2 separate regions of the Mus musculus genome follow, and region 2 is linked to region 1. The links are chromatin loops, found by intact Hi-C in ENCODE. Cell type or tissue: heart. All regions are shown on one strand. Links, peaks and the distances in the headings refer to the core of each region. The heading gives the core; the rest is flanking DNA. Region 1 holds the start of Esrp2 (epithelial splicing regulatory protein 2). Region 2 holds the start of Gm34026 (a long non-coding RNA gene).

The links. Peaks named below come from ENCODE experiments on the same cell type or tissue, not always from the same donor. Only the 100,000 strongest peaks of a DNase experiment are listed, where the experiment ranks them.
Region 2: a loop joins it to region 1, with 10 times the contacts of the local background. A loop is called at or near these places in 16 of 42 quality-filtered maps.

What each region holds. Positions count from the first base shown.
Region 1 is chr8:106,131,955-106,147,606 of GRCm38, forward strand. Esrp2 (epithelial splicing regulatory protein 2) reads right to left here and starts at 5,020. Exons shown (of 15, transcript NM_176838.2): 1 at 4,616-5,020; 2 at 4,403-4,531; 3 at 2,869-2,982; 4 at 2,656-2,770; 5 at 2,280-2,378; 6 at 2,006-2,060; 7 at 1,825-1,935; 8 at 1,619-1,751; 9 at 1,497-1,539; 10 at 1,055-1,356; 11 at 741-953; 12 at 451-649; 13 at 152-338. The coding sequence starts at 4,813. It overlaps 1810019D21Rik (RIKEN cDNA 1810019D21 gene), which reads left to right and starts at 3,446. Exons shown (of 4, transcript NR_040346.1): 1 at 3,446-3,667; 2 at 5,213-5,396; 3 at 5,515-5,590; 4 at 5,874-6,769. In heart, for the core only: a CTCF peak has its summit at 8,972 (motif pointing right); DNase peaks (open chromatin) are centred at 5,027, 5,407, 6,347 and 8,947; H3K4me3 peaks cover 2,311 bases; H3K27ac peaks cover 2,223 bases.
Region 2 is chr8:106,393,668-106,409,319 of GRCm38, forward strand. Gm34026 (a long non-coding RNA gene) reads left to right here and starts at 6,378. Exons shown (of 3, transcript XR_387995.2): 1 at 6,378-6,583; 2 at 7,975-8,070; 3 at 11,902-12,736. In heart, for the core only: a CTCF peak has its summit at 9,815 (motif pointing left); DNase peaks (open chromatin) are centred at 6,174, 9,794, 11,344 and 12,414; H3K27ac peaks cover 2,453 bases.

The DNA of each region.
Region 1 (15,652 bases), core at 4,855-12,854:
GATATCCTCAGTCTGTTGGCCCACACCCGCAGCTCCCTTCCCATCTCAAAATAAATTCTAACAGATCTTTGGTTATCTCCACCAGAAATGAGTCAGGATCTTCCCCCAAGTGGTTGAGCAGAGGTCTGAGGCTGTCTGAGTAGCAAGATACCTGGGATAGTAGGCTGTGTAGTTCATGTAGAGTTGAGTGGCTGGCCCTGGGTAATAGGCAAGAGGAGTGGCAGCAGCGGGTACCCTGGCAGCTGGCAGCAGTGCAGAAGAGGGATATAGTGCTGTCGTCTCTGTGGGAATGAGGGCTGGGGTGGCCTGGAAGGTGGCGTAGGTAGGTGGTGAGAGGCCTAGAGACAGGTAAAGAGTACATTATAGAGAGCCCACAGTCAGTCACCCTGGATAGGGTAACTGGAAATGGAATAGAAAGTGGTAGCTTAGAACAGCTTGGCTCCCACTCACAGGGCAGTTTGCAGGGTGGAGGGGACAGGCCACTGCGGCTCAGGGAACCCCCCATCAGCACACGGCTCATCTCCTCTGTGGAACAAGGGACTACTTCCACATAGCGTTCTTTCATCATCTTCTTGTGGCATCGCTGGGCAGCAGCCAGAGCACGCTCCACCGACATCATCTGGATGAAGGCGTCACCGGATGGCCGGCCCTGTGCACACCACCTTGTGAGCAGTTTGTCACATATAGAAAGTGCCTTACTTACACATGCATGTAGATGCCCTTCCCAAGGGTCGTCTCACCTGTTGGTTGAGCACCATATGCACACCATGAGGCCGAATGTCAGCTGCTGCCTCTCCTAGAAAACTCAGAATGTCTTCAATGGTGGCTGTGTAGGGCAGGCCTCTAAGGCGAACACAGTCCCTCCCAGTTCCTCCTGCCAGTGGAAAGGGAATGGGCAGCAGTGGAGCAGTCAGTGTGGGAAGGAGTGGACTGGCTGCATAGCGGTTAAGGACCTAGTAAGAAAAGCAACAGATTCATTACACTAAGTAGGGGACCCATGGCACATGCTGAAGAAGCAGCACATTGGGGCACAAGGAGCCTTGAGAGTGCTCACCTGCTGCACCTCGGCTGCCGTGCTCCTGAAGAGTTCAATGTATCGCTTACCCAGCATGCCTTTGTGCCTGCGCAGAGCAGCCTGTGCCAGCTCCTCACAGGCAAAGAGAGCAAAGGCATCCCCAGTAGGCCTGCCATCAGGGTGGCGGACAAAGAGCAGCCCATCAGCACCCCCAGTCACTGGGCATTCTGGCCCCAGGAAGCCTAGAACATCTGTTGGCCCGGCTGAAAAGGGTAGTCCCCGTAGCCTCAGGATCACTTGATCTTCCCGTGATAGGAAACGGGCCACCTCTAGTGATGTGCCTAGGTTGGAAGGACAGGGGTCCCTTGCTGAGTTAATCCTTGTAGCGTGCACCCACAGGGGACCCAAAAGACAGTGAGTGTAGGGAATGGGGTACAGATCAAGACAAAAGGGAACTAGGACCTTCTATGGGCACACTCACCCCCTGCAATCTTTACGAATTCCTCCCCTGTGGCTTTATATACCTGCAGGTAGAGAAACCAGCCCATAGGTCTCAGCCCTTACTCAGTTTTGCCCTGCTCCACTTCTAGCCAAAAGCCCCACCTCAATATAGCGGACACCCATGTGGTGTTTGTGTCTCTGCAGCGCTAGGTCCCGCTGCTCGCTGTCCACGAATCGGATGAGGGCCTCGCCATTTCTGCGGCCCTGGGCGTTGAGACAGAGGGCCACACCACCCCTGTGGAGCCGGGTGTTGTTAGTGCCTCCTGGGTAGGCTTGCCCTCTTACCCCTCCCATCCTGTCACACCCACCTGGCAATGTTGAGCCCTTTGAAGAATCGAGCCACATCCTGGTCTGATGATTGCCAGGGCAACCCACGGGCCCGTACTACAGTCTCATTGTCCACCACATCAGCCTTGCTGCTGTGGGGGGCAGGGCAAAGGATCAGAAATGTCCAAGGATTGTCACCCCCATCCCAGCTCCTACACTCACCAAGGGCCTGTCTCGTATTTCTGCTTTACCACTTCTGGCTTCGAGAACAACTGACCTGAGAGGAGATGGCATGGGGGTCAGCAGGGTCTGGTGGAGGAAGTCTCTCCACCAAGCTCAGCAAAAATAGGACCGGTGAGGGCATTGAGGACGCGGCAGAGGGGTTTCTACCTTGTGTTCTCTTAGAGAAGGTCACAAGTCAGCAAGGGGACTCTGTTGAAGGGATGGGCACTCACCCAGTCCTGACAGTAGCTGGCAAGCAGGGCAAGAATCTTACCATTGGACCCTTCAAGTAGGTGGAGAATAACAGCTACCATAGTCTTCACTTCCCAGACCCCAAAGTCATCTTCGGTAGCATCTGTTTCTAGTCCCAAGTCTATAGGCAGAGAAGTGACAACTGAGGTCCAGGTCTGTACATCCCACGTCACCCCGAAACACCCAGAGAATCCTAGCAAACACTAGTTGTGGCCCAGTTCATACATGTACCTACAGGTCCTCAGACCAAACACAGACATGTCCACATTCCAAATGTATCCCAAAGAATGAGGCTAAAAACATAGACCTGTCTACATTCATACAGCCCATACGGCATCATGCACATGCTTGGACATATTAGTCACCCCTCCACCTTAATTTTGATGGGTCACAGATACCCTGTGCCATGGTGCCCACTGTGAGGTCTCTGGCGGAGCAGGTGCTTGGGTGCTGCATATGGAATTCTCTGCGGAGGTCGTAGAAGGAGAAGAAGGTGTCGGGGAGCACCAGGTTCTGGGAGCACATGGGAGTGGGGGTGAATAGGTAACCTAAGGTGTTTACAACAGGGGCCTTGGGAACCCAACCGTACCCATGTGCCCTCAATGACATACCTTCCTGGAGGCCTCAGGATGCAGAACCTGTCGCAACAGCTGCTGCCCATCAGTGCAGAGCACATAGGGGCCCCCGCCCAGCAGAGCCACATCCCCGCTCACCAGCTGTGAGAACTGGGGACAGGGAGTGGAGACTCAGACATAGACTCACAGCTAGACAGCTGAAACTGGGGGGGAGGGGTAGCAGGAGGGAGGGACTCAGGCTGCAAAGCTGGTTCATCAGGATGTTCAACCCTACCCTGCCTGGGAAGTAAAAGGCCTTGCCCTAAATCCCAGGCTCCTAATCCCCACCCCTAGCCTAGTTCCCTGTCACCTCCTCTAGGCCAAATGAGAGCAGTCGCACATAACCCAAGCCCCCATTAAACACACTCCAGGAGTCTGGAGTCGGGCCAGAGCAAACACCTGGTGGAGTGAGGCAAGCAGGTGGGGAGGGGAGGAGCAAAGCAGGTTAAACCTGTCCTGGACCAGGCACCACCCTCAGACAGGTGGGGGAGGTTCACACCTGCCCGAGGGCCAAAAGGCCCATGGTCAATGGCAGCCCCGCCCCTTGGTCCGACCAACCCAGGAACAGAGCCACCAAGGACAGAGCTTCATACTTGGCCACTCGCAGCAGCCTGAGCTTTGACCCACACCCCATCGACCAACTGGCACAGAACTGTTTGCTCGTAGAGGGGGGTGGGTGGCACTCTGAAGGCTATCCAGCACGATCCGGCCCTTTCCCTTGGCAATTCTGTGACACTTTCCAATCTAAGGCCGACAGAGCAAGGCAACCAGATTTTTTTCTACAGCACCCTCCCAGGTGAGCAGTGGGCCTGGAGCCCTTCTGTAACCTGGCATCTGTAGGTCTTCTCATTAAGAACGAGAGTCAGAAGAGGAAAGGACTTAACACTCATTACAACTCAGTCATGGGGTGAGTGAGCAATGCAAACAGGGAAAACTCACTCCCACTTGGCCAGGGTGCGGGGTGGGTATGGGAGGGGGCATGCGCCTAGGCCTTTGCGCTCATTGGGCAGGTAGCCCCTAGATAATGTTCGGACAGCACCCACTCACCCACGCCTGGCCAGTCAGCTGGGACAGGCAGGCCTAAACCAGCCGGCCTCACCTAGAGGCGTCTGCCCCCGAGGCAGACACCGCCCGACGCCCTCGCTTCAGCGGTTCCCAGGAGAGCAGGCGGCAGAGACCAAGTGATCTACCGCTAAACCTGAGCCCACCTCGACCCTATTTCTGACGTGTCCTCTGCTAGCGGGGGGAGTGGGAGGGAGAGGAAGGGGCCTCGGGGGGATGGATCCCTTAGCCGCTATTGTCAACTTCCTCGGCAGGAGTGGATGTCTGTAAAGGTTGGAAGGTAAGGTGGCTCTGGGAATGGCCTAGCACGCTTCCACGCGGTAGTCGCTCAAAAGTTTCAAACAAGACCTTGTCCTACTGGCCGTGCCACTGGGTCGCGTCGCTCCAGGTCTCCCCTCCTCCCCTCCCCCTCGAAGTAGTGTCCCTGCCACTCCGCAGTTCCACCACCCACGCGGGCCCCCACGCTCACCTGTTGCAGCACTTTGTCCAGGGACTCCGCCCGCGCTAGGCTGTCTGCGCTGAGTCCACTCGCCTCGCGGCATTGTGGACTCAGGGCAGCCGCCTCGGCGCGAACTAGCGACTTGTGCAGCGTCCCCACCTAAAAGCACCGAGGGTAACCCCATGAGCCGCTGTGCCTCAACAGGCTCTGAAGCGTCCCGAGGTCCCCTCTTTCCCACCCTACCTGTCGGCTGCGCGGCTCCACCACTTGCCAAACTAGGAGGATTAAGTCGGTCTCGTCCGAGCCTAGGTCCGGCCCCAGCGCACCGGCAGTGGCCCCGAACAAAACCACCAGCGACTGAGGTTCGGGACAAGGGTCTGTGGCCGAGTCTACTGCGGGATCTGGGCCCGGGGGTGGGGGCGGCGGCGGCGGCGGAGTCATGGCCGCAGAGGAAGGGGGCGCTCGGCCACACACGCGGACCGACGAGGCGCACACACGTACCGACCGACAGCAGACAGACGAGCTTGGGCGGGATCCGGTGTGTTGGGGGCGGCACCTGCGGCCGGGTGTAGTGGGAGCTGCAGAGACCCGCCCGCGGTGCCCTTTGGGGCTGGGCGGTGCGGCTGCCTATCCCTGCCTACTCCGGCGAGTTACCTGCGGCCCGGAGAGGCCACGTGATCAGGACGGCCCAGGGAACCCCGCGGGAGGGCCAAAACCCTGCCCAGGAGGCAAGAGCTCACTTCTGCTGAGGCGTGCGCTCGCCGGCTGGAGTCCCACCTCTTGCTGCAGTCCGGCGAGACTCCTGGGACGAATCCATTCTTTCTCCTACTTCCTCTCTAGCAGGCACTCTGAGTCCTCCGCAAAAGAATGTGCAGGATCAGAGGCCTCTTTCCATTCTGCAAGGGTCACGCAAGACCCATGGAATTCAACAGGAGGCAATCTAGGGACTATAAAAGGTCGCGACGTCTGGCTTGAGGTTAATGGAAGTTACAAAGGGTCAAAAGCCGACAGTGAGCGCTACCAGGTATCCACTGGAAGTCGGTGAGAGAGATCCGTTGGGGAAAGGGAGGGAGGTAAAGATCAAGGGTTCTTAGAACTGTGGGCGGTCACTAGAGATCACAGAGAAGGACGTGCCCATACAGGTGTCGGGTCGGCGTAGTGCCGGCAGTGCAAGGCGCACGTTACTGTGGACCTGAAGGCTCAGGCCTTGGTGCCAAGGTAGGAAAATCGTGCTTAAACTTTAGAGAGCTGTATCCTAAATGAAGCCGTGTCTGCTGGTAGAGATCTGGAAGTTCAGCCTACCAACCCCACTTGGGGTTTGCCTGCTTGTTTTTGTCTCTCTTGGATGATGATAGAAGTGTTATCTGGCTATTGAAAGCACTCCAGCAGAGAGCGGCTAGAGTTGAGATGTGTAGAGTTGAGTCTGCATCCCCCAACCCAGTTCAGAAGAGTCCCATTCATCCCATGCAGTTTGGTGAAACTCCCTTACTGTTGTTTCCAGGCCGCCCTGTGGGCTCAGGATAGTTTCCCACCTACTCGACTGTAATTAGTACTCTGGCGAGAGTAAAAAGGTACTGGCGTGGGACTTAGAATACAGGATGCCACCGGCTGAAGAAGAACCTTGTGTGTTTGGAAAAGCGGGCTGCTTCCTATCGGTCTTGGATAAAAGGCAACCCAGAGCCCGGGTGCATCCCTAACTCATGCCCAAGGAAGGTCGTGCGGAGCCAGAGGACCTAGAATGTATAGTGCGCCTTCTGGGTTTGTCCACACAATAGCGCAGGAACACAGCGACCCAATATAGTGAGAAGTGGCCGCAGCGCACACCCTGAGACCCTTCACCAGGCGGCCCACCCGGAGCCTGCCTACTCAGCCCCGCTACCACGATAAGCCTGGAATGTCAAATATTTGTTCTAGGAACCCAGTGAAACCTTGAGGTAAAGCCCCTCCCCTCCTCCCTCCCATTCCGGAGCGCGCCTGCGTCAGTCCAGGCTTTCCGGTAAGGACACTCCCTTCCAACTAGTTCCTTCTCGACACCCCTGCAACCCATCGTCCTGACTATTTAAACTTCACAAGGTCTTCGCTACAGGCTCAGGTTCAGTGAGGCAGAGTCTTGGCTTCCCTACCCAGTTATCCCAGAGCTACTGGTATCGGTTTCTACCCACAACCTCCGAGCAAGGCTCCCCTTTCAACCTGTAGACCTCGCCTCCCGATTCTCGGGAGATCTTGCTGACTGTGGAATCCCTGGCTGTTCCGAACCCCCTGGAAAGAAGCGGCTGTTCCCAGGTTTCTGCAAGGTAACGAATCTGAAGAGTCAACAGAATTGAGCGGCTCCATTCATTCGACTCTGGTTCTCTCAACCAGGCATTCCCCATATTAAAACAATTCCAGAACTTCAAAGTCTTTGGTATTTTGCTTTATCACCTTTATTTGTTTTTGTGTAGGCACGCACAAGGCACAGTGCCAGGGTGGAGGTCCGAGAACAGCTTGTGGGACTTGGTCCTCTCCTTCCACAAGTGGGTCCTGGGCACAGAACTCAAGCAAGCCCTCTTACATCCCCGTTTTGTTTCTATACCATGTACTCGATAGAGGATGACCTTGCAAGTCTGATTTTCTCAAGTGCTTAGGAACCCAGCTAGAGGTGCCTCTGCACTCATAGCTACAAGATCCAAGATAGTTTGGGCTCAGTTTTGAAAGTTCCAGGCCCTAAATCAACAAAGCCAATAAGATTAGTAGCTGAGGGTGATGGGTTTGTAATCACCACAGGAGTTCCAGCCCACCCGGAGCTGCTAGTTAAGCAAAAGTAAATACTTTTTTTTTTTTTTTCGTTTTTTCGAGACAGGGTTTCTCTGTGTAGTCCTGGCTATCCTGGAACTCACTTTGTAGACCAGGCTGGCCTCGAACTCAGAAATCCACCTGCCTCTGCCTCCCAAGTGCTGGGATTAAAGGCGTGCGCCACCACACCCGGCTAAGTAAATACATTTTTAAACTAATTATTTAGCCAGAGGGTGGTGGCTCCTGCCTTTAGTCCCAGCACTGGGAAAGCAGAGGCAGGCAGATCTCTGAGTTCGAGACCAACCAGAGCTCCAGAGAGAAACCCTGTCTAGAAAAACAAACGACAAAATCGTTTATAGCCAAGTGTAGTAGTCCATGCCTTTAGTTCAAGCAGAGACCAGTGGATCTCTGTGAGATCAAGGCTAGCCTGGTCTAGGACAGCTTGCATACAGAGACCCTGTCTCAAAACAAATCGTAATGAGATCAATCACACTATCATTTAATAGACAACCTTGTACTCCTTACACGACCCCTTGAAGCCAACTTTTAACACGTTTTCTTTAAGACCCTATCTGTGTACTAAGGTTTATTTACTTATTTATTTACTTAGTGGTTTTTGACAGTACTGGAACTTGCTTTGTAGGCCAGGCTGGCTTTGAACCCTTAAGAGATCTGCCTATTTCTGCCACCCCAGTGATGGGATTAAAGGCATGTGGTACCATGCCTAACGACTTTCTTTTTGTTGTTATTTAATGCATTTATTTTTAAATTTAATGTGTGTCTTAGTTGGGGTTTGTATTCCTGCACAAATATCATGACCAAAAAGCAAGTTGGGGAGGGAAGGATTTATTCAGCTTACACCTCCACATTGCCAAAGAAAGTCAGGACGGGAATTCACACAGGGCAAGAACTTGGAGGCAGGAGCTGATACAGAGGCCATGGAGCGTGTTGCTTACTGTCTTGCTTCCCCTGGCTTGCTCAGTTTGCTTATAGAACCTAGGACCATCAGCCCAGGGATGGCACCACCCACAATGAGCACCCCTCCCCCCCCCATCACAGTTTTTCAAAGGAGACTCCTTTCTCTGTGATAACTCCAGTTTGTGTCAAGTTGACACACAAAACCAGCCAGTACAAACGTGTATAAGTATTTGGCCTTCAAGTATATGTGTGTTCTATATGCCTGCATGCCTGGTGTTCACAACGATCAGGTGTCAGACCGTCTGGAATGGGAGTCACTTGTGGGTGCTGGGAATTAAATCGGGTCCTCAGCAAGAGCAATGGTGTTCTAACTTTGAAGCCATCTCTTCAGCCCTGCTTCTGCTTTCTATGCCAGCAATTGTAAACTTTTGTGGCTTTTCCTCCCAGCCCACCTCTACTCTTCTGAGATATTTTCACCTCTTAAAGTACCCCTAACTGTAGCAGACCAGTACAGTCTGAGATTTCTGTACTGATGAAGGTCCCAGCCACAGTCACGGAACAGAGTAAGTCCTATCCCAAACTGCACTCTAGGAAGAAGAGACCATGTTTCAAGGGAGTGCACGTGAGGTTCTGCGTGCAATAAATACAGTTTGTCCACTGTCACTCATGGGTAGGCTGGGGGAGGTTGCTATAATCTTTTATATTAACAGGAGTGGCAGAAAACTGTTCCCTTCCTTTTTGACCAGAACATATCCTGCGATAGAACAAGATTCGACTAGAGGATCATTATTCTAACTCCGCTGCTTCCAGCTAACCCCTCTTCCAGGGGTCTTCTGAGTAACTAGAGATATCCAGCCAGCCCAAGATTTTTTCATCTCCGAGTCCTTGCATAATCGCTTCATACCACCAGAGGGCGCGCTGACTCTGTGGCTTTAATCTGTTTGAGCAATGAGGGAGTTAGCCGGATGAGGGTAATGTGTTAGAGCATACAGCCTTCAGTGGCCAATAACCAAGGACAGAAAGGGAGTGACTTGATGCTACCAGCCAAGCGGTTCCCTCTGTCTTCAGAATCTACATGTGACTCCTGAGACGCAGGATTGAATCTGCTAATCGACAGTTTCATACACGCATATAACATTCTGCTTATACCCGTCCCTGCACCTACTCCTCCCCTCCTCCCACCAAATTCTATTCCACTTCCATGTTTGTTTTGTGTCTTTACAACCTGCTATGATTAACCAGGACCGCCAGCATGGACATAGGTATGAAGCTATTCACTGGAATATTAGAGACGCATCAGTGGCTACATCACTGAAGACAATGACTTCTCTCCTAAAGGCCCTGCCCTGGACCAGGTGTCCACCCGTGAGCCTTTTCCCACTATGGCTGAATGTTGAAAGGTTCTGTCTTGGGGCTGGAGAGATGGCTCAGTGGCAAAGAGCACTAACTTGCTCTTCCAGAGGTCCTGAGTTCAATTCTCAGTAACCACATGGTAGCTCACAAACATCTATAATGAGATCTGACGCCCTCTTCTGGTGTGTCTGAAGATAGCTACAGTGTACTCATACACATAAAATAAATAAATCTTTAAAACAAATAGATTAAAAGAAAGAAAGGAGTCAGGCATGGTGGCGCACGCCTTTAGTCCCAGCACTTGGGAGGCAGAGGCAGGCTGATTTCTGAGTTCTAGGACAGCCTAGTCTACAAAGTGAGTTCCAGGACAGCCAGAGCTATACAGAGAAACCCTGTCTCAAAAAAAAAAAAAAAAAAAAAAAGGAAAGAAAGAAAAAAGGAAAGGTTTTGTCCTTTTAAAAGCTTTATGTAAGCAACTGCAGCTGATATAAGTACCACAGCTGGGGCTAGAGAGGTTGCTCAGTGGTTAAGAGCACTGACGTGGATTCAATTCCCAGTAACCACATGGTGGCTCACAACCATCTGTAATGGGATCTGATGCCCTCTTCTGGTGTGTCAATGTTGGAGTTCGTCAAAAGACCCTCACTCACAAAGATTACAGAGATCACCATCGCTGCAAACCACAAGAGAATGTTTTTTGTTTTTTGTTTTATTCCCACATGTTGGGGACTCCCCTTTCAGCACACAGGCCAGAGGAGAGACCCAGAACAAAAGAACACACTTTTTAATACCTTTGTAAGGGACAGATTTGGACAATAGGGCTAGCTGGCCTATTCTCATTGGTGTAGCAAGTAACCTCTTCAGGCATTGGTTGGTTTGCATAGTGACTACCTCTGGCCTAGCAACTCACTTTGCTTGCCCCCATGGTGGGTTATTAGAATTTGGTCAGCAAAGCAATAGTACATTTTGAACTTATGGGTCAGCTATCAACATCAGGGGAATCCTAGCAAGGGCAGGGCGGTTTGTGGTTTTTTTCTCAGAATTCAGTGTGGGAGTGTGGAGCGGGGTAGAGGAATTCTTCTGAGAACTGTTATTTTTGTTATGGTTATTTCTCTGAGAACAGCTAATATTATTTTGGCAGTTTGCAGGCTTAATCATTTTGACTGCTAAAACTATGTTTTTACATTTGTTTAGTCAGCCAGCTTCCTTATCTGGCTCTGCACTTGGCCTGCTAGTACAGTTTGGAAAGTCCTTTTCAAAGGGGGAAGGTACTGGGTGGTCTTGAATTCATTTTGGATATTACATCTGAAGACAGCTACAGTGTACTCATACATGAATAAATCTTTCCAAAAAAAAAAGAATACCAAGCCGGGCGTGGTGGCGCACGCCTTTAATCCCAGTACTCGGGAGGCAGAGGCAGGTGAATTTCTGAGTTCCAGGCCAGCCTGGTCTACAAAGTGAGTTCCAGAACAGTCAGGGCTACACAAAGAAACCCTGTCTAAAAAAAAAAAAAACCCTCAGCTATGTCATGCTTATAAGTCAAAGGTTTTTGGTTTGGGTTTGGTTTTTCAAGACAAGGTTTGTGTCTGGAACTCACTCTGTAGACCAGGCTGGCCTTGAACTCAGAAATCTGCCTGCCTCTGCCTTCTGGGTGCTGGGATTAAAGACTTGTGTTACCATGCCCAGCTTTTTTTTTTTAATTAGGTATTTTCCACATTTACATTTCCAAAGCTATCCCAAAAGTCCCCCATACCCACCCCCTCCAATCCCCTACCCACCCACTCCCCCTTTTTGGCCCTGGCGTTCCCCTGTACTGGGGCATATAAAGTTTGCAAGTCCAAAGGGCCTCTCTTTCCAGTGATGGCTGACTAGGCCATCTTTTGATACATATGCAGCTAGAGACAAGAGCTCCGGGGTACTGGTTAGTTCATATTGTTGTTCCACATATAGGGTTGCAGTTCCCTTTAGCTCCTTGGGTAATTTCTCTAGCTCCTCCATTGGGGGCCGTGTGACCCATCATGCCCAGCTTTGATCAGTTATATAGTACTCCTCTGAACTCTCATTCTTTCTGCCTCTTCCTTGATGTTTTCTGAGCCATGGAGGGGGTAGTATAGGTGTCCTGCTTATAACTAAGTACTCAATAGCCATTTATTCTCAAAAATTTGACCAGCCATGAGCCTAGACACAGATTGATGTTTTTAAAGATAGTTTTCTGTATTATTTTATTTTGTGCTTTTTGATGTTTTACCTGCAGTGATAGCTGTGTGTGGTGTGTTTACCTGGTATCCACAGAGATCAGAATAAGGCCTTGGGTCCCTAGTACATGGTATATAACAAACTCTGACCTGGCTAGCCATTCAGCTCAGAATGCAGAGCAGCCACGTGGGTGCTGGGAACTGAGCCCGGTCTTCTAGTAGAACACCAGCGCTCTTTACCATGGAGGGGTTTGGTGGTGGTGGTAGTGGTGGTGGTGGTGGTGGTTGGTGGGTTGTTTTTTGTAGCCTCCCCCGGCCTTGAAGCAGGCTGATTCATACCTCGCTGCCACTCAGTATGAGACCACCTGGGGTGGAGCCTTCCACCTGCCTCTGCCTCCCAAGTGCTGGGATTAAAGGCATGTGCCACCACTGCCCGGCTGATTGGTTTTTGTTTTGTTTTGTTTTGTTTTAATTCCTGACTGTCCACAAAGTTAGTCTGCAGACCAGCTAGGCTGGAACTCAGAGATCCACCTGCCTCTGTATCCCTGTGCTGAGTCAAGTTTATTTTATGTACATGAGTACACTGTGGTTCCCTTCAGACACACACCAGAAGAGGGAGTCAGATCCCATTGCAGATGGTTGTGAGCCACCATGTGGTTGCCAGGAATTGAACTCAGGACCCCTTGAAGGGCACTCAGTGCTTTTAATCACTGAGCCATCTCTCCAGCCCCTCCAGTGAGTTTGTAAAAGCTTACTTTTCAGGGTTTTACCCTCTTTTCCTCACCTGTTCTAGCCCAACTTGGACTCTGACCCCTTCTGCTACAGTTCCTTCACTCTCTAGATTTCTGAGCACTTACCTTTGTTGTCCTGGAAAACTACTTCTCTTCAAGTGAAACAACCTTCCTTGATGTTAAAGGGAGATTGGGATGCTCTGTTCTGGGCCCTTGCCTCCTGTGTTCTGAGCTGAATGGCTAATTAGATCAGTATTTGGCCCCCCCATTGACCCCAGGAACACTGACTTGCTGGGTCTAGGGTTTAGGGAGAACTGATTGACATCCAAATGGGCTGTGTGAGGACCACTAAATAGCTTTTGAAGTTCTGCTTTTGGTTTGGTACCCCAAACGCCAACGATCCATTTGGTCTCTGTAGGGGACCTAGAAGCATAGGTCTATGTGAGAGGCAGTGATGGGAAGGGTGGGGACCCTTGCCTATATTCTCATCCTAGGAAGAGAACAAAACTGGACTGGAATCTGGCTTCTGAGTTTATTCCTCCTTCCAGGCTTTGTACAGAGTGTGCATCTCTGCAGGAATACCCTCTTTCTTTTCCAGATCCCAAACTGATCCCTTTCACCTCTCAGTCTCTTTTCTCCTCTTCTAAGCCAGACAGGAACCTGGACCTTTCCTAGGAAATTTGGGAGCTGTGGAGAGCGCACGCCATTCATACATTTAACATGTTAAACATCTGTCCTGTGCTAGGTCACCGGGCAGATAGCTTGCTCTCCTGGTGACCATGGCCTAGTGGGAGGCAGGCAAAGGTGCTTCAGATGAAGTGCGCCATTTCTGAAGCCCAAGGGAAGAGTTCAGCAGAGACCCCCCTAACCATGGAATGCACGGTGTCACTGCAGCGAGCTCAGAAGTATCATAGGATCCTGTTCCAGCCAGCAAGAAGTCAGAGGCTGAGGGTAGAGTGGGCTTGAGAGAAGGCAAGATTAACCAGAGAAAATGAGCCGGAGTCCTCAAGGTTCTCACTGGGAAAGGGAGGGACATCATGGAAGGGCTGTGAGTTAGAGGGTGTACTAGTCAGGGTTCTCTAGAGTCACAGAGCTTATGGAGTGTCTCTGTATATTAAAGGAGATTTTTTTGGAATGACTTATAGTCTGCAGTCCAACTACCCCAACAATTGGCAGCTGTGAACGGGAAGTCCAAGAATCTAGGAATTGCTCAATCCCACAAGGCTGGGGGTTTCAGCTGGCCTTCTGCAGAAGCTGGAATCCTGAAGAAGTTCCAACAGATGAGCTGGCAAGTAAGTGCAACCAGGCAAAAAAGAAGAAAGCCTTCCTTCTTCCATTGTCCTTATGTAGGCCTCCAGCAGAAGTTTATGGCCTAGATTAAAGGTGTATACGCCTACATTTGGAATCTACTCTATCCCAGGCTGACCTTGAACCAGAGATCTGCTTGCCTGGAGGTCTCCTGGGATTAAAGCATGGGCCTAAACTTTTCACAGCCACTATACCTCAAGATCTTGATCAAAGGCCTGTGTTATCCCATGTCAAGATCCGGGTCAGAGTCCTATGTCTTCCAGACTCAAGATCTGGATCACAAAGCCCGCCTTCCATTTCTGGATTGTATGTTGCTCATTCCAGATGTAGTCAAGTAGACAACCAGGAATAGCCACCACAGAAGGAGAATGAGTGGTGGGGCCTAACTTAATGATTCATGGTGTCCACTGGCACACGGAGTGCATTCCTCCAGAATTAGGGGATAAAGTGGAAAGCCAGCAGCAGAGGTGCTGTGGGACGAGGGTAGTTTGGCTTTGCAAGAGTAAAAGCAGGCAAGAATTATTGACTAATATTGTAGGTTAGAAAGAATTATTGACTATCCTAAGATTGTAGGTTAGAAAAACAGGAAGTTGGTGCTGGAGATTGGCTCAGTGGTTAAGAGCATGCGGTTTTTACAGAAGACCCAAGTTTGCTTTCCAGCAACCATAGTGGATGGCTTACAACTGCCTGCAACTCAAGTCCATAGGATCCAATAACTCTGGCCTCCAAGGGTATTCTTGTTCATGGCCACATACCTCCCCTACTCCATGACATTTAAAATAATAAAACCAAGCTCGGTGTGGTGCCACACACTTTTAATACCAAACCTGGGGAGGCAGAGGCAGGGGATCTCTGGGTTTGAGGTCAGCCCAGTGGTCTACATAGGGACTCTAGGACAAACACTATAACATAGAGAGACCCCATCTCATAAAACCACGAACAGGCTGGAGAGATGATGGCTCAGCAGTTAAGAGCACTGACTGCTCTTCCAGAGGGCCCAAGTTCAATCCCCAGCAACCACATGGTGGCTCACAACCATCTGTAATGGAAGCTGATGCTCTCTTTGGTGTATCTGAAGACAGCATAAATAGTAAATAACTCTTTAAAGACAGCAACAGTGTGCTCATATACATAAAATAAATAAATCCTTTTAAGAGTCTTAAGCACACATATCTGTATCTACCATATATGTGTATTTATCATATATGTATTATCATTTTAGGTGTGCAGAGTTTAGGATAGTGTCAAGTCTGTGGACAAAGACTGAAGAGATAGTCCGGCAGTGGTGGCGCACTACTTTAATCCCAGCTCTTGGGAGGCAGAGGCAGGCAGATTTCTGAGTTCGAGGCCAGCCTGGTCTACAAACTGAATTCCAGGACAGCCAGGGCTATACAGAGAAACCTTGTCTCAAACACACACACACACATACACAAAGACTGAAGAGATGGCAGGGTCACTGTGAAAGATGGGAATTCCTGGCTTGCTCCTCATGGCTTCCTCAGCCTGTTTTCTTTTTTCTTTTCTTCCTCTTCTTTTCTCCCCCCCCTCCTCTTTCCTTCCTTCCTTCCTTCCTTTCTTTCTTCCTTCCTCCCTTCCTTTCTTCCTTTCTTCCTTTCTTCCTTTCTTCCTTTCTTCCTTTCTGTTTTGTTTTTCGAGACAGGGTTTCTCTGTGCAGTCCTGACTGTCCTGGAATTCACTTTGTAGACCAGGCTGGCCTTGAACTCAGAAATCCACCTGCCTCTGCCTCCCAAGTGCTGGGATTAAAGGCTTGCGGCACCACGGCCCAGAGATCAGCCTGTTTCAAACGGTCTGTCACTCCGAGTAGAGTTGGGAGTGGTTTGGATCTGAAAGTCTGAACCATTTCTCTGTAGGATTCTCCTGCAAAGAACAGGGCTCGAGAGCTCATGTTGGCACTTTAGCCCCTGTCCGCACAAGCCTGAGGACTCTTTCTCTCTTTCTTTCTTTCTTTCTTTCTTTCTTTCTTTCTTTCTTTCTTTCTTTCT
Region 2 (15,652 bases), core at 5,098-13,097, 260 kb after region 1:
AGATCCCTGTAACTTGAGTCAGAAAATATTTGTGTTAGCTGGAATGTATCTAGTTTATCTTAGGCTAATACCAAATCTATTGTGGAGCCAGAGTCAAAGTATAAGGCTCCAATCATAATAGATTTGTTCATTTATAGTTTGTTTGGAAACAACTAAGGCTATTCTTAGTTGACAATTGTGGTGGTTATATGAATCAAGATGGCTGCAGTCATGTCAAGGTGAATCCATACACCAAGGCCAAGATATCATTCTCTTTCTGTAGAGAGGCCCCACTCCCCAAAGGGACTAAGTAACTGTGTTTCCAGTAGCCTTTTCTCCAAGGGGTGGCACACAAGGCTTGCACTTGAGGGGCCTCGTTCCCTTCCCCCTTTTCACATTTCATCTCCTTAAAATAATGTTTTTATTTTTGAGATTATAATACAATTACATCATCACATTCCATTCTTAATGTAGGCACGATGGTCTCTGCCACCATGCTGATGACTGCAGTGTCCCCAGAGGAGAGTCACAGACAGGGTAAGTACCAAGTGGGAGGAGGGACACTTAGAGGTTCTCTTGGGACTCAGCAGGAAGAGCAGGAGTTCTCAACCAGGGCACAGAGTTTGAAAGGGCTGGCGAGGTAAGCCACCAAATGTTTGTAGACTCAGCTATCATCTAACTAACTGCCTGGACTCACATCCCCAGGCCAGTACTTATATATAGTTAAGGGAATTTGACCAGTTGGTGAACAAGCTGCAGTTTACCAGGTCAAGCAGAGATTCCGACTACGGCAATTTTAAAAATAAAACTCGTTCTTCCACACAAAGCTATGATCTTCAGATTGTCAGTACTCAGGGAATCAGAGCCTACAGGGTGGATTTTAGGGAAGTCAGTCCCACTGAGACTCCCAAAGCCATCTGCTAATTGCTGACCAAAACCAACAGAAGAGGAAGTTGTCTTGCTTAGTTGGTAAAGCTTGGAGCTGTTTCCTGCCTCCCCAAATCAAGGTCCTTGAGGGGCCCACATCCCAAATACAGTTATTCAAGTCAAGCTTGAGCTACGGCAGCTAAATAGAGATCCTCCCCTTCAGAAACCCTCTTAGAGAGGAGATTTCACAACCTTCGGGACCTACTCCAGCTCTCCTGGCCCCGTCTTCCCCGTTTCATGAAGTTCAATGTAGAGCAAACAACTAGGTCCTGCTTGTCAGATTCTCCTTTCCCTGGGAGTGTGTCCAGTCCTGGTCTCACAGCTTAGCGCTTTCTGTCTCTAAGAGTAAAGGAAGTGAGTCCAGCACAGCCTTCACTGTGCACCCCAACGTCTTCCTGATAACCCGTATGAGGCTCTGGTCTTTTTCAAAAATCGCATGAATTCTCTAAACCCTCTCTCCAGCAGGCAGGCAACTTTCTCAAATATATACAACCCTCACAAGTCAAACCTCTCAGAATCTCATCTTTGAAGAATAGTCCTGTTATAGCTTGATTGTTGAGTTGGCAGACTGTAAAGGTCAAGTTTCTGGGTTCCAATTCTGTTTCTGTTGTTTATGGGCTCTGAAATCTAACAAGTCATAGAATATTTGTAAGCCTCAGATTTTCTTCCTTCCTTTCTTTCTTTCTTTCTTTCTTTCTTTCTTTCTTTCTTTCTTTCGTTCTTCCTTCCTTTCTTCCTTCCTCTCTCTTTCTTTTCTTCCTTCCTTCCCTCCTTCTCTCCTCCTTCTCCTCCACCTCCTCCTCTTCCTCCTTATTATTATTATTATTGTTATTATTATTATTGGTTTTGTGTGTGTGTGGCTCTCAATGTCCTAGAACTAGCACTGTAGATCAGCCTGGCTTAGAACTCAGAAATCTGCCTGCCTCTGCCTCCAGAGGCGTGCACCACCACTGCCTGGCTAGATTTCCTATCTTTAAAATGAATATGGAAATATTGTCTCTTTATAAGGTATCATGAAGTTCAATGTAAAGCAAACAAGTAGGTCCTGCTTGTCAGATTCTCCCAGTTTTTGTACCAGAAATCTTCTGTTCAAGGAAGGGTTTCAATCTTGAGCAAACTGGGATGGCTGGCTGCAAGGACCTGAAAGTATTTAGCCCAGTGCAGGTGGCTCGTACAAGTTCCATTAGTGTCAGCAGATTGAGGCCCAGGTGGTCACTTCCCTGACTTACTTTCTTTCTTTCTTTCTTTCTTTCTTTCTTTCTTTCTTTCTTTCTTTCTTTCTTTCTTTCTTTCTTTCTTCCTTTTTTGCGCATGCCTGCATGTGTTCCTCCTGACTCCACCTTCTGATTCCACCCACTGGGGTTATGGAAGTGTCTCACCACACCTGGCCTTTGGGGTTTCTCAACTCTGTTTGTTTTGTTTATCTGTTTAGTTATTGGGCATCTATATTGTGTGCATGAATGTAGAGGTCAGAGGACAACTTGTGGTAGTCAGATCTCTTCGACCACATGGGTCCTGGGAGTATATCTTAGATCATCAGGCTTGGTGGTGGGTGCCTTTACCCACTGAACCATCTTGACAGCCTAGGCCTTGGCTGTTATAAAGACAAGGTTTTCCTACGTAGCCCAGACTCATTTTCCATTTGCGATCCTCCTGCCTCAGTATCCCAAGAACAGGAATTATAGGCTTGTGCCACCATGTCCCGTCCTTCTGTGCCTTATCAGCTTCCTGGGAAGTGCTTTGACATCTCTAAACTTCCATTTAGGGAAACTTAAGGGCTAAAGAGAATTCTTTTCACTGTGGCTTAATTTGTTATATAGTCTTGAAGGTAGACAGTACCGTGTGTTCATTTTCCTGCTAAACACAGTGAGGAATGAACCCAGCCTGCCCAGAGAGAAGTGGGAACTTCATCTTGCTGGTGGTACTTTACCTATAATAGGGACTTATTTAGCTCAGGAAATCTTTTTCTCTTTTTTAAATTTTTACTCATTCCTTGTGAGTTTCTCCTCAGGTACTCCAATCCCACTCATCTCCCTGTCCCTTCATGCCCACCCTCCACCCTTGCAATCCTCCCCCCCAAGCGAAAATAAAAAACAAAAACAAAAACAAAAAAAATAAGCACTAAAAGCCTCTTGTTGTGGAGGCTGTAGTGTGTCACAGTGTGTCCCACTGAATACCTCTTTTGTCCACGGCTCTTTATTTGCGAATGTTCATTGGAATGAGTCATTAGACTGTTTTGAAGCCTCTGTCCTCTGGTCTCTGCTACACCATCAATACTGGATCCTCACCAGGACTCTTCTCTGATATTCTGTTGTTGCCCTGTGTCATGGAGATTCTGCAGCTTTGGATCTGTAGGCCCAGTCCTTTCATGTGCTCCAGCAACTCATAGATGAGTTAGATGCTGGGGTGTGCCAATTCAAAACCCTGGATCTGGGCCTGAGTGGTAGCTGAGTTGGTCAGCCCACCCGCTCTCCCACATCCACACTACTAGATAGCTCAGCAAATCCTATCAGAATGTGAGAGGGGAGCTAAGACAGTTGATAACCTTTTGTCTGCATGTGGCCATGACAGCCATGGTCATGAAAGTGTCATAGAGAAGGGGGGAGGTCATTGCCAAATAAAAGCCTTTCCTAGAAGGGCTATGGGTAGTATCTAGGTTTTAATCCTTCTTTAGAGAACCCAGGCCCAATATTCATATTTTCAGTATACCCACGTATTACTAGAAAATAAAGTGTGGGTCTAAAAGCTCTTGAGGTCATGGGTCCCATCAGCCACGTGCCCTTACCTGCAGGCTGTAGTCAGAATGGCATGTGGGGATGCTGTATGTGACACTTCTTTGTCTTGTAACTCTCAGCATCTCACTGGCCTTTGCCCACACTCCATCTAATTGCCAGCAGCTAGCTGCACTAACAGACAGAACAGAGCAAGGGGTGCCCATGGCAGAGCACCCCAGACTTCTGGATGTGGGTCCCCCTCAGATTACTTATGAACCCAGATGTTAGCTCAGATACTTATGACTATAGGGCAGGTGCCCCTGAATGGTTTCCTTAAGTTCCAACTGTCTTGGGAGTGATTAACCAAGGCGACAGAATGGTTAGCCTGGGAGAGAAAGTGATGACTTTTCTCTCTGGCAGTGTTTGAGAGGGCTCCGTATCCTGAGGTGTAGAGAAAGAGTGAGCACTTCTTCCAGGTTTAGCATTGAGCATCCAACCCAGGACATTTTTATCCTATGTTAAGACAGTGGCTGGTTCCAGCATGGGGTCAGAAGTGCTCAATATAAGTCATGCCAAGGAGGCTCCTGCGTGCTCTCTCTCTCTCTCTCTCTCTCTCTCTTACACACACACACACACACACACACACACACACACACACCTTCTTACAGACCTGGCCTGGCCTTTAACTCGTGATCCTCCTGCCTCAGCCTCCTTTGTACTGAAAGAACAAGCATGCATCATCATGCCTAGCATGGGGTGGTAATGCCCAGAAGCCCTGGTCTGTCAATGAATGTCTTCATGACTCATCTTGACTCTAAAATAAGAGAATCCCTCTGGAAGGAATTCTCAAGAATAGCCAGAATACCCACTGGTAGAGTGTTCAGTTCAGTATTCATCTTGGGTTACTGAGACAGAGTCAAATAATTTGTAAAAGAATGCCAAAGAATCTAGCAAATGTGTGTGGCGCACAGTTGAGTCCCCAACTCAGTCTTAGGCATTGCTGGACAGGTAGCTCGGACAGTATGCTAAACCTAGCCAGATGTAGCAGGAGTCTATGTCCCCAGAGCTAAACATACTGATTAGAAGAGGATGGTATACCAGCTTTCAAATATTTAAAACAGCAGACTTTTCTTCTAGTAAAGATGAGAAAAAAAAATACATATTCCTCTCACTAAAAGGAGTCCTCAAGGAAAAAGAACATTGTGTCCAAGCTGCAGGCTTCTTCACAAGGAAAATGTGGGAGGGACTCTTTCCTCTAAGTCTTCTCTTCTTAGGGGGAAGCAGGCATGTTTGCACGAGTTTGTCACAAATCATTTGTAAAAGAAAACTGCCTGGCATCCCTCACGGCTCTGGAAAGCACCCACGGTTAGTTCTGGCTGCAGAGAGGTTAGCAAAGATGCTGAGACGACAAGAAGAGGCATCTCTTATTTTATTCTATTAGTATTCATTTTATTTTTTGTTTCTATTTGTATGTGTTCATTCACATGCACCGTGGCACACATGTGTAGATCAGAGGACAACTTGAAGGAGTCAGTTCTTTCCCTTCCCCGTGTGAGTCCTGGGGATCAAACTCCTGTCCTGAGACCTGGCAGCAAGAATCTTTGTCCACGGAGCCATCACCCTGGCCGTGCTCCCACTTGTGATGATGGGGTTTCATTGTTTTTATTCTGACCCTGTTGTGACGTAAATCTACTAAGTGTGCTACTTCGGGACTGGCAGGGCTATGTCCAACTGTGGGCTCTGAAGTACCCATTCTATCCCATTAATGATCCCAGAATCTCATCAAATTGTCCTTAAAGTTACTGATGTGACAAGCAACCATAGTTCTAGTGGTAAACGCTCTTCCTTTCTCTGATAACCTTAGAAGGGAGGTCTGTGGAAGAGGACCTATGTCTCTCCAGTTCCTAGTCCCCTTTGTCCAGCTGGCTCCATTGATCCCAGCCCTGTCTGTTGATTCATGAGAGTCCCACAGCTACATATGGCTAGCTTGACACTCCCATATCCCTACCCATAATTCTTTCTTTTGCTCACTCTGGAGGACACATAGGTAGTCATCTGTACTCGGGATGCGGAGGGCAAGTGCACCAGGCAGGTGAACCCAGAGAAAGAGGCAGAGCTTAGCTTCTTGGACCATGAAAAGAAGGGATCCAAGTTCCTACAGGAATGGACAGCCACTGTTGTGGGTGGTTGGGCATCAACTTTTGCTTCTCTTGTTATGGTCTTCTACATTGTGTAGGGGTGTCCACCCTTCCATCTTCCTTCCCATTCGTTCCCAGTTTCAGATAAAGACCTTGATGGATCATCAGTAGGTCCCATCCATCTGGCCACAACGATCAGGTAAGGGATAGATCAGTCCCCACCGAACCAGAAGGGATTTTGATGGGTCTTTTGGGGAGACGTTCTCTGGACCATTCCTAAAAACACCTAGAGTAAGGCCTGCTCCATCTTCTGATGGCTCGAGTGCGAGGCCGGGTCCAGAACACTTTAAGCCTATGCTGTGTTAAACATGTCCAAGGCTCAACAGGAAGCTCAAAGCCAGAGGCAGGCAGCCAGGGAGAATTCCAGAGCAGTGAAGCGTGTCCTGCCTGAATCTTGGCAGGGACCCTCGACTCCCTCTGGACTCTTCGATTACATGAGTCAACCCATTCTGTTGTTTGTTCTCTTTTTGGGTGTTTTCCTATGAGTTCTAGTGGGAGAAAATGCTGAATGACCTCACAAAAGTGGAATTTTACGACTTCTGCTCTGGGACCGGGGCAACCTAAGTCCTCAAGAAAGAAGAGCAGACAAGAGAGATGGCTGCTCCCTGTCTAGAGAAATAGCCATGTCCCCCCAGCTCAGCAGCAATGGGAAGGTGGTCTGGGGTGAATAATTTCTAAGGGGACAGAGAGGAAGCAGATCTGGAGAGAGAAAAACTGACCAGAGTTCTCACGGCTGGAGGCTCCCTTAATTAATTCACCTGCCTGGTAACTGCATAGTAGAGTCCACTTAAAGAAATCAGAGAAGCTGCCACTTTGAAAGATGTGTGGAGGTGGGTGGGGGAGGAGGCGGGTAATTACGCAGGGAAAATCATTCTTGATATTCTTCTAGAAATATGCACGCAGCAGGGAGAACAGCCAGAGAGACAGGGGGAGAGAGAATTAACAGAAAATATGCATTGTGCCTCTCAATGGCGTGCAGAGGCAGAGAGAACAACTAGCACCTCACATGCCTATCTGACCCCTGAATCCTTTCAGGGAATATCTGAGACTTCATAGGACACCCCTGGTGGCTCTCTGTATGTGTGGTCTGTGTGTGTGTGTGTGTGCTCTGTATGTGTGTGTCTGGTCTGTGTGATGTGTGTGCAGTCTATGTGGTCTGTGTGTCTGTGCATGTGTGTGTGTGTGTGTGTGTGTGTGTGTGTGTGTGTGTGTGTGGTGTGATCTCTGTGTGTGTGTCTATGTGTGATGTGTGTAGTCTGTGTGTGTGTGTGGTCTGTGTGGTGTGTGTGTTTTTTTTCTGTGTATGTGTATATATGTGTGGGTGTGTGTGGTTTGTGTGTAGCATTTGTATGTGTGTATCTGTGTGTGGTGTGTGTGTGTCTGTGTGTCTGTGTGTCTATATGTGTGTAGTCTGTGTATGTGTATCTGTGGGGGGGGTTGTATGATCTGTGAGTGTGTGTGTGTGTGGTCTGTGTGTATCTGTGTCTATATGTGTGTAGTCTGTGTATGTGTATCTGGGGGTGGGGTGATCTGTGAATGTGTGTGTGTGTGTGTGTGGTCTATGTGTATCTGTGTGTCTGTATGTATGTGTGTGTGTCTGTGGGGGGATCTGTGTGATCTGTGAGTGTGTGTATCTGTGTGTGGTGTGTGTGTGTCTCTCTCTCTCTCTCTCCCTGTGTGGTCTGTGTGTATCTGTGTGTCTCTCTGTGCTTGGTCTGTGTATGTGTGTGTGTGTGTCTGTGTGATCTCTGAGTATACATGTGTGTCTGTGTGCGGTATGTGTTTGTGTGTGTGTTGTGTTCAGTTGTTTTCCACCTTCTGTTTTTGTTTCTACCTTATTTTTTGAGGCAGGTCTCTCAGTGAATCTAGAGCTCATCCATTCAGCGAGACTACCTGGCCAGCAGTCCCCAGGGGTCCTCATGGTTCTATGTCCCCAGTGAGGACTTGATTTTTATGTGGGTTGGAGAAGACTAAACTCAGTTCCCCATGTGTGTGTTCATAACCCACACCAGCTCTTCCTGCCCTATGGCCAGTGGGGCTGAACACTTTTCCGGACTTTTCACGCCCAGGGAAAACAGAAGAGAACTTACATTCAGCAGGGGAAGGAGCTATAATGAGCCAGAGAGAGCCCTCCGCCCTATCTCTTTTGCCCACAGATCCCATGGACCCACACCCTAAGTGACAAAGGGGCACCGGAACTCTGAGAATCAGTTCTGAGGTTGTGAACATTGGACACAGATAATTATCCAGCTGTGAGTAATCTGAATGGTTCTCAGGGCTATTTCTGCATAATTATAAATATTTGAGGATATTAAACTCCCAGGTTACACATCGAGGCTATTATTTGAGCTTCGGTGGGCTGCTGAGTGGAAAATGCAAACATCTTCCCATTCCTCCCTCCTCAGGCACTTACAATACGTTGTGGGATTCAACAGAAAAAACCCTAGCACCACAACAACCTGGAAACCAAGTCCGTTGCTAATATTTCTAAATAGCTTAAAAAAAAAAAAAGGAATGTGATCACTCTAGTTAATTGTGGTGGGTTTGCAATGCATTTTTTCTTCGAGGTTTAGGAAAGCAATTACCATCAAACAACCTACTTGTGCCTCCATTGTGATAAAATGTTCCCCTCTAATGGGATCCGCACGCCACACAGTGGGTCTTTATAGCACTCAATGCTTCCAGAAGTGTTCGCATGAGGGGGCTCCTTGGCGTGCAGTCAGAGTTGTGACTAGCTCTCAGAACCTGTCACGGCACAGGATTCCTAATGGGAGACAGATCCTTCTGAACAGAAGCTGGTAAGTAGAGTGCCATGGAGAGACACGCCACCCTACCTCTGCCTGGTGGTCCATGAGATGCTTAGAGGGAGAGGCCAGCCTCCGGCCCTTATCAGCTCATCCTGTCTTTGTACCTACTGACATCTCCTATTGCCCAACTCCCTCCAATCCTGGAAAACAGAGGGTCTCTGTCAGACATCCTCTGTGTCCCCTGCCATCTCCTATGCCAAAGCTGTCTCCTGCTTGACCACAGCTTCCACACAGTCTCCTAGGGGTGACTCGCCATTCTCCATCCCCCTTTCCCATTATCTCTGGAAGCCATTGTTCTGTGCTTTAGAACGTCGTGCACACATCTCTGGAGCTTCTTACATGCTATTCTCTCTTGGTAGTCCTTAATTCTGGGCCTTTGCTTGCCTCTGCTCCCATCAAAGACCTGCCTTTGAGCCACCCTGGTCACAATTCGCTCCTCTCTCTGCCACATTGAGACTTGACCTGGTAGAGTCATGGCCACTACAGTGCACTACAGTGACATTCCTACCACACCAAATCTCTGGGCTACAGCTCAGTATGTCGTGGTTCCTTCCTTTTGTTTGTTTGGGGTTTTGGGGTTGTTGTTGGTTTTTTTTTTTTTTTTTTTTTTTTTGGTTTTTTATTTGTTTGTTTGTTTGTTTGTTTAATTTGGGACTCCATGTCTACCGATATGTTTCCCTCTCAGTGTGTCCCGTCTTCCACTCTTCACTTACAATGTTTCCGTCTGAAGTCTGCACCCCACTCCACCCCCAACTAGCTGGCCCAATGGGAGTTTTGACGCCAGCTTTCTCTGTCCACTAACATCAGACCCCAGTTGCTAGCGTCTCTATTTACCACATCATTCCCCACAGGGGTCCCCCTAGCACGCACTCTTGCTCCAGGCTAGTAAGACAAGAGGGAAAAAGCTTACCCAGACAATCTAGCATCGTTTTTTTGTTTTGTTTTTTTGTTTTTTTCTGGAAACCCAAGGTCTCAAACCAAGGTGGGACAAAGCAGTACACCTCATACAAACGTCTAGCAGCCCCATGCCTGGTTTCTTTTTCACTCAGTATGCTTAGGTCGGTAAAGGTGCAGAACAGGATGTAGAGCCCAGTCAGTCCAGGCTAGCCAGGTGGATCCAGAATTCTCTGCCCAGAGCCCACAGGCTGCCACAACGCAGACAGAATGGGCCCTGGGCGCCCCCTAGAGACTATGAGGACCATAGCCACTAAGAGAGCCACCTTGACTTGAGAGGGCTCTAGCATTAATTCCTGCCGTGTAACTAGAAAAATGACCTCCATAAAAATGGGCAAGGACAGAGCAGAAATGTTTGACATGAAATACAAATGCCCAATAAAACTTCAAGCTGATGTTTTCAAAGGCAGGATCTGTCGCAAGCCCTCACAAGCAACAACTCCTTTTAATCTCACAGCACTCATAGGGAGGGGTCGATCCTTCTGAGCCGACAGATAATAAAGGGAGACACCCACGGGCTAAATGACCAGTTCGTGGCCACAGAGCAAGCATCAGAGTCGGTATGTGATCTGGCAGTGAGAACTAGAGTCTAGAGCCTTATCTGAGGCAACTCTCGATATATTAAAAACAAAAATGAAGTGTAAATTAAAACCATTCATTTAATAAACTGAGGGAATCCAGTAAGGATGGTTTCATCCTCCACATAGCCTTGGGTCAAGCAGGATTCTGGACACCCTTATACCTGTTCCTTTCCCACAGCCATCCAAAGGCTTGCTATCTTGAAAGCTCTTGAAGGAGCCTAAAATTTGAGTGTGTTGGCCCTGAGTCAGGCAGCCTGGCCTCAATTTAAGGCAGGGGTTTTCAATCTTCTTAATGTTTTGAGACCCTTTAGTGCAGTTCTTCATGTTGTAGAAGACTCCCCCACACCATAAAAATTATTTGTTGCTACTTTATTTTTAAGATATATATATAATATATAATGTATATGAGTACACTGTAGCTGTCTTTAAGACACTCCAGAAGAGTGCATTGGATCCCATTACAGATGTTGTGAGCCACCACGTGGTTGCTGGGAATTGAACTCGGGACCTCTAGAAGAGCAATCAGTGCTCTTAACCACTGAGCCATCTTTGCAGCCCTCGTTGCTACTTTTTAACTGTAATTTTACCAGTGTTATGAGTTGTAACACGAATATCCATGTTTTCCAATGGTCTTAGGCAACCCCTGTAAAAGGGTTGTTGGACCTCAAAGGAGTCACGATCCACAGGTTGAGAACCGCTGAGCTAAGCTGTGTTATCTTTCCTTTACTCCAAAGACAAAAACAAGGGGAGAGAAAGGTCAACGGGAGGTGGCTCCAGGAAGGTGAGCCTGATTCGTCCCCAGCACGGGCCACCCTTCAAAGGCCATCCCCTACCCTCACGATTTTGGTCTCATCAGGTTCCTTTGAGACTTAGATAACTCACTGTCTGGAAACAGATGATCATAGGGTTCTCCGGTGTTTAGTGCTGACGGGTGTCTGTTGAGTCTGTGTTCTGCTTGGGGTCCTCCGTGTCCTGCTTAGGCTACCTCAATCAAGAGTGTGCATGTTTGTCGGATGAGCCTAAACTAGGGAGGTCAGCCAGGGTGAGGGCTATTGGGGCCAGCGGATTATACCCCTTAATCCTAGAACCCCAAGATATTCCCCCCTCTCTCTCTTTCTCTCTCAGGCAACAATCCTTTGTCATCCCCCTGGACTTCTTCCTGTCAGGAAGTTTCTGCTTCTTTCCACTCAGCAAGCTGCTAAGTAAACACCTTGTGACCTCTGTCCTTCCTGCAGCAGCTGCTTAGCAGCCTGCTCTCTGGAGGTCCTCACCTTACAGAGGCAGCTCCCTTTGTTTACCAGAACGTATCATCTGTCTCTGGATTGGCTTCCTCTGGCCCTGGTCCCCAAGAAGGGAGAGTATTAACATGGCTGTCATAAGACTGTCCCTCTGCCATTGCTGTAGGTGGCAGGGGCATCTCTCTCAGACCATCCAACACAGCCCCCGTTTGTTTGGTTTTTTTTCCCCCCTCTCATTGACTCTTTATTTGCTGACCTTTGTTACTGTTGCCTAGATACCCTTTTGGGTCCTTAAACTTCTCTTAGCTACCCTGTCTGGTACCCTGAGGCCGTATCTACATAACCGCTTGACAGAGAGTTAAACACAGTTAAACACACAATAATCATTTCTTCTTCCCTCTTTCGTTTCACCTTTCAGTGAGGAGCAAAGGGGAGAACCATATTTATTGAACATTACCCATAGAGCCAATAAGCAGTCTCTTAATACTGTATTTTTTTTCCAGAAACAGTGTCTCTTCTGCCCTCACAGAAAAACATGTGGTCAAGAGGAAATTGAATCAAGTCCTTTAATCAGCCACAGTAGTATTCGAATCATTTAATTTAGGATCTGACAACCACAAATTACTCTATTTTTCAAGCCAATTTTAGCCAACCAGGAGAACTGGCCCCAGTCAACTCAAGTTTAATAAATGCCTGATGATGGCAGTTTCAGAGGAAGTTTTTCTTTCTTTCTGTTTTTGATTTCTTGGAAATGTTCCCTTCCTGGCTCCCCGGGGCTGAGAGTGAACCCTGTGGGCAGAGAGCGCCAGCCACACCACACCGGGCAGCAGCGGGCAGCACAGGGAGCCATCACTTCTGCCACTGAGGCTTTTCATTCCTGGCCCTGAGTTCTTTTGGCCAGGAAAACAAGTCAAATCATATTAGAGGCAGGCAGGCATGGCCCACGGCGGCGGCGGCTCACCCGCGCTGGCCTCAGACCTTTCAGCACTTTCTGGAAACCCTGCACCGGAAGTAAAAAAAGATGGCTTCGGAGTCAAAACAACATCCGCCGGACACGCCAGAGATGGCAGCTGTCACAAAGCCAGTAAGAGGCCAAAGGCATGATCTCACGTTCAGAACCAGCTCTACATACAGCAGATGAGGGTGAGCAGGGAGAACCCACAGGGCTTCATCCTTCCCTCGCTGGAAAGGACAGCCTGCACCAGACCGCTGCTTTTAAGCTGGCACTCCCATTGTCCCTCCAACAATGCAAAGATTCAGATACTCAGGTCTGTTTTGCGTTGCCATAACTGAATACCTTACGTTCAGCTTATACAGTAGCGTATAAAGCCTTACGGTTCCGAGGCTCCAAGGGTCTTCTTGAGGTTGAAGAACTACATCTATCGAAGGTTCCTCTCACTAATGGAGACTATGTGTAGATTTCCGAAGTGGTGCAGGGTTTTACATAGCAAGAAAGATGCATACAAGGGTCAAAGCCAAATTTATGTAGCAGATGTGCTCTCAAAATAGCCTATTACCCATTAATCCAACAATCCTTCATGACCTATGTTTGACCCCTGGAACTGCATGATGGGAGGAGAGATGAACCCTTGAAAGTTCCTCTGATCTCCACATGCACATATCTCATAACACACACACATACACACACACACACACACACACACACACACACATGCATTTTAGGTATAAATATGAATAATAATGTTTATTCACAAATAGACTATTTTTTAAAGAATCTGGGGAATATAGAATCTACACAACATCCATTGTTTTAGACTGCCTTGATCGGGGATGTGCTACGGCACAAACAGAACGCTCAACAGCAGAGTCTGTGGAGGGTGGATGTAACGGCAAGCACCCGAGGGAATCTCTGGGAGAAAGCTGGCTAAGAAAGCCCTGTCAGGCTCCTGGGAACTGTCTAGCCACTGGCAGTGTCTTTGAACCTGGAATAGTTCGCTTGTCTCCGGGCTCTGCAGGTGGAGGCTTGCCTTTTTTTTCTCTCCATCAGGGGCTCTAGTTCACTGAGCTGCTCAGACATTTAACACGATCAGTTCACCAACCTCCATCAACTAAGGAGACCCCTACTCTTGGCCCCTTCCAAGAGAGAGAAAGAGACTCAAGGGGACAGGGTGAATCATACAGTCTAGTCAAAGTCTGCTCAGGCACATGGACCATTGTTGAGAGGCTGCACCCAGAGCCTCCTGGGAAAGTGTTCTGGATTGAATGTGGGGTGTCCCCTCATAGGCCCCAGCACTTGAATACTTGGTCCCCTGTTGGTGGCACTGTCTTAGAAGGTACTCTCCTTGATGGTGGCTCTGAGCCTTGTATGCATCCCTCTTGCCAGACACTTACTGTGCCCATTTTTAAAATTTTTATTTTTTAATTATTTACTTATCTGTTGTGTGCTGAAGACAAAGCTGAGGGCTCTGTACACGCTAGGTGGGCGTTCCTAATGAAGTTTCCCAATGAATCTTGATTATGCCAGTATCTTTACGTACCCTTGAACCCGGCCTTGATTTCTGATCCTCAGACACAGAACACTTGTAGGAAGTAAAGAAGATAAGAAGTGTATTATAAACAGTAAATAATGTCTCCTCCAACCAAGACCCAATGGAAGCACAAAGAAAACACAGACACATGGAGACTGGAGATTTGATTTTGTTCTGAAAAAGAAAAAGAATATTCTTGAAATAAACACAAGAATAAAGTTTATTTTATTAAGTCCCCACCAGCAAAGCAAGACAGACAGAGCTCTCCGGATTCAATTCTTGAACTTCACGCTGTCAAAATAAGCCATTTCTCCCTTTAGTTGCTTCTTGGTCTATGTTCCGCCATAGTTAGAAGTGAGAGGGTAGTAGAGCCAGGCATGGTGGTTCTTTCCTGTCATTCTGACACCTAGATGTCTGAGGCAGGAGGATCTTGAATTCCAGGCCAACCTAGGCTACACAGGACATTCAAGGCTAGCCTGGGTTTCATGGTGTGATGCTGTTCTCAGCAAATTAAAAGCTATGGAAGCTCCCTGGGAGAACACCCACCTAGCGTGTATAGAGCCCTGAGCTTTGTCTTCAGCAACACAACAGATAAGTAAATAATTAAAATATAAAAATTTTAAAATGTGCACAGTAATGGAGATTTGAGGGATGGTGGCTGAAAACCTTATGTACCCTGCCTCACTGGTCACTCTCCCAGATAGCTGAACCCTCAGCCTAGAACAGTTTCCCCATGAATCTTGATTATGCCAGTATCTTTTTGTATCCTTGAACCCCATCCTTGATTTCTGATCCTCAGACACGGAACACTTGTAGGAAGTAAAGGAGATAAGAAGTATATTATAAACAGTAAGTAATGTCTCCTCCAACCAAGACCCAATGGAAGCACAAATAAAACATAGACACATGGAGACTGGAGATTTGATTTTGTTCTGAAAAAAAAATATTCTTGAAATGAACACAAGAATAAAGTTTATTTTATTAAATAAAATTTTAAAGCTGGAATAGAGTCACACACCTTTAATCCCAGCACTCAGGAGGCAGAGGCAGGTAAATCTCTCTGAATTTGAGACAGAACTACATAGAGATCTACACAGAGAGTTCCAAGCCAGCCAGGGCTACATAGAGAAAAAAATTAAATATGATCATATGTATGAAGGTCTATAAATATGACTCATTAAACATAACTATTAAGTACTTTATCTGTGCCCCCTTTGTTGTTTTTTTAAAATGTTTTATGTGAGTGTTTTGCCTGCATGTACATCTATATGTTATGTGTGTACCTGCTGCTTCTGAGGCCCTTAAAAGGGCATTAGATTCCATAGGCTCCGCTGGGACTGGTTGTGAGCCTCCATGATGGGAATCGAACCTGGGTCTTCTGTAAGAACAGCCAATGGACTTAACTGCTGAGCCACCCTCTTTGTCCTCGAAATCTACCCCATGGTGGCTAGAGGTGTACCTCAGTGAGCAGAGAGCTTGTCTAGTGTTCACAAAGCCCCGTGCTCTCTTCCCAGCATCACACACACGCTACCTGTGGAGGTGAATTCCTATCCCCAGCACTCAGGAGGATTAGAAGTTCAAAGCCATCCTCTGCCATGCAATGAATTTGAGACCAGCCTGGGATACATAAGATGCTATCAGCAAAATAAAAAAGAACGCTCCCAGGGCCGCTTTTTCCTTGCCCTTTGATTCTATGTGAGGCATAAAGTCCTTTTATAGCTCTCTTCTTTACCCTAGCACAGCTATGCCCTCAGCTTCTTTCTGC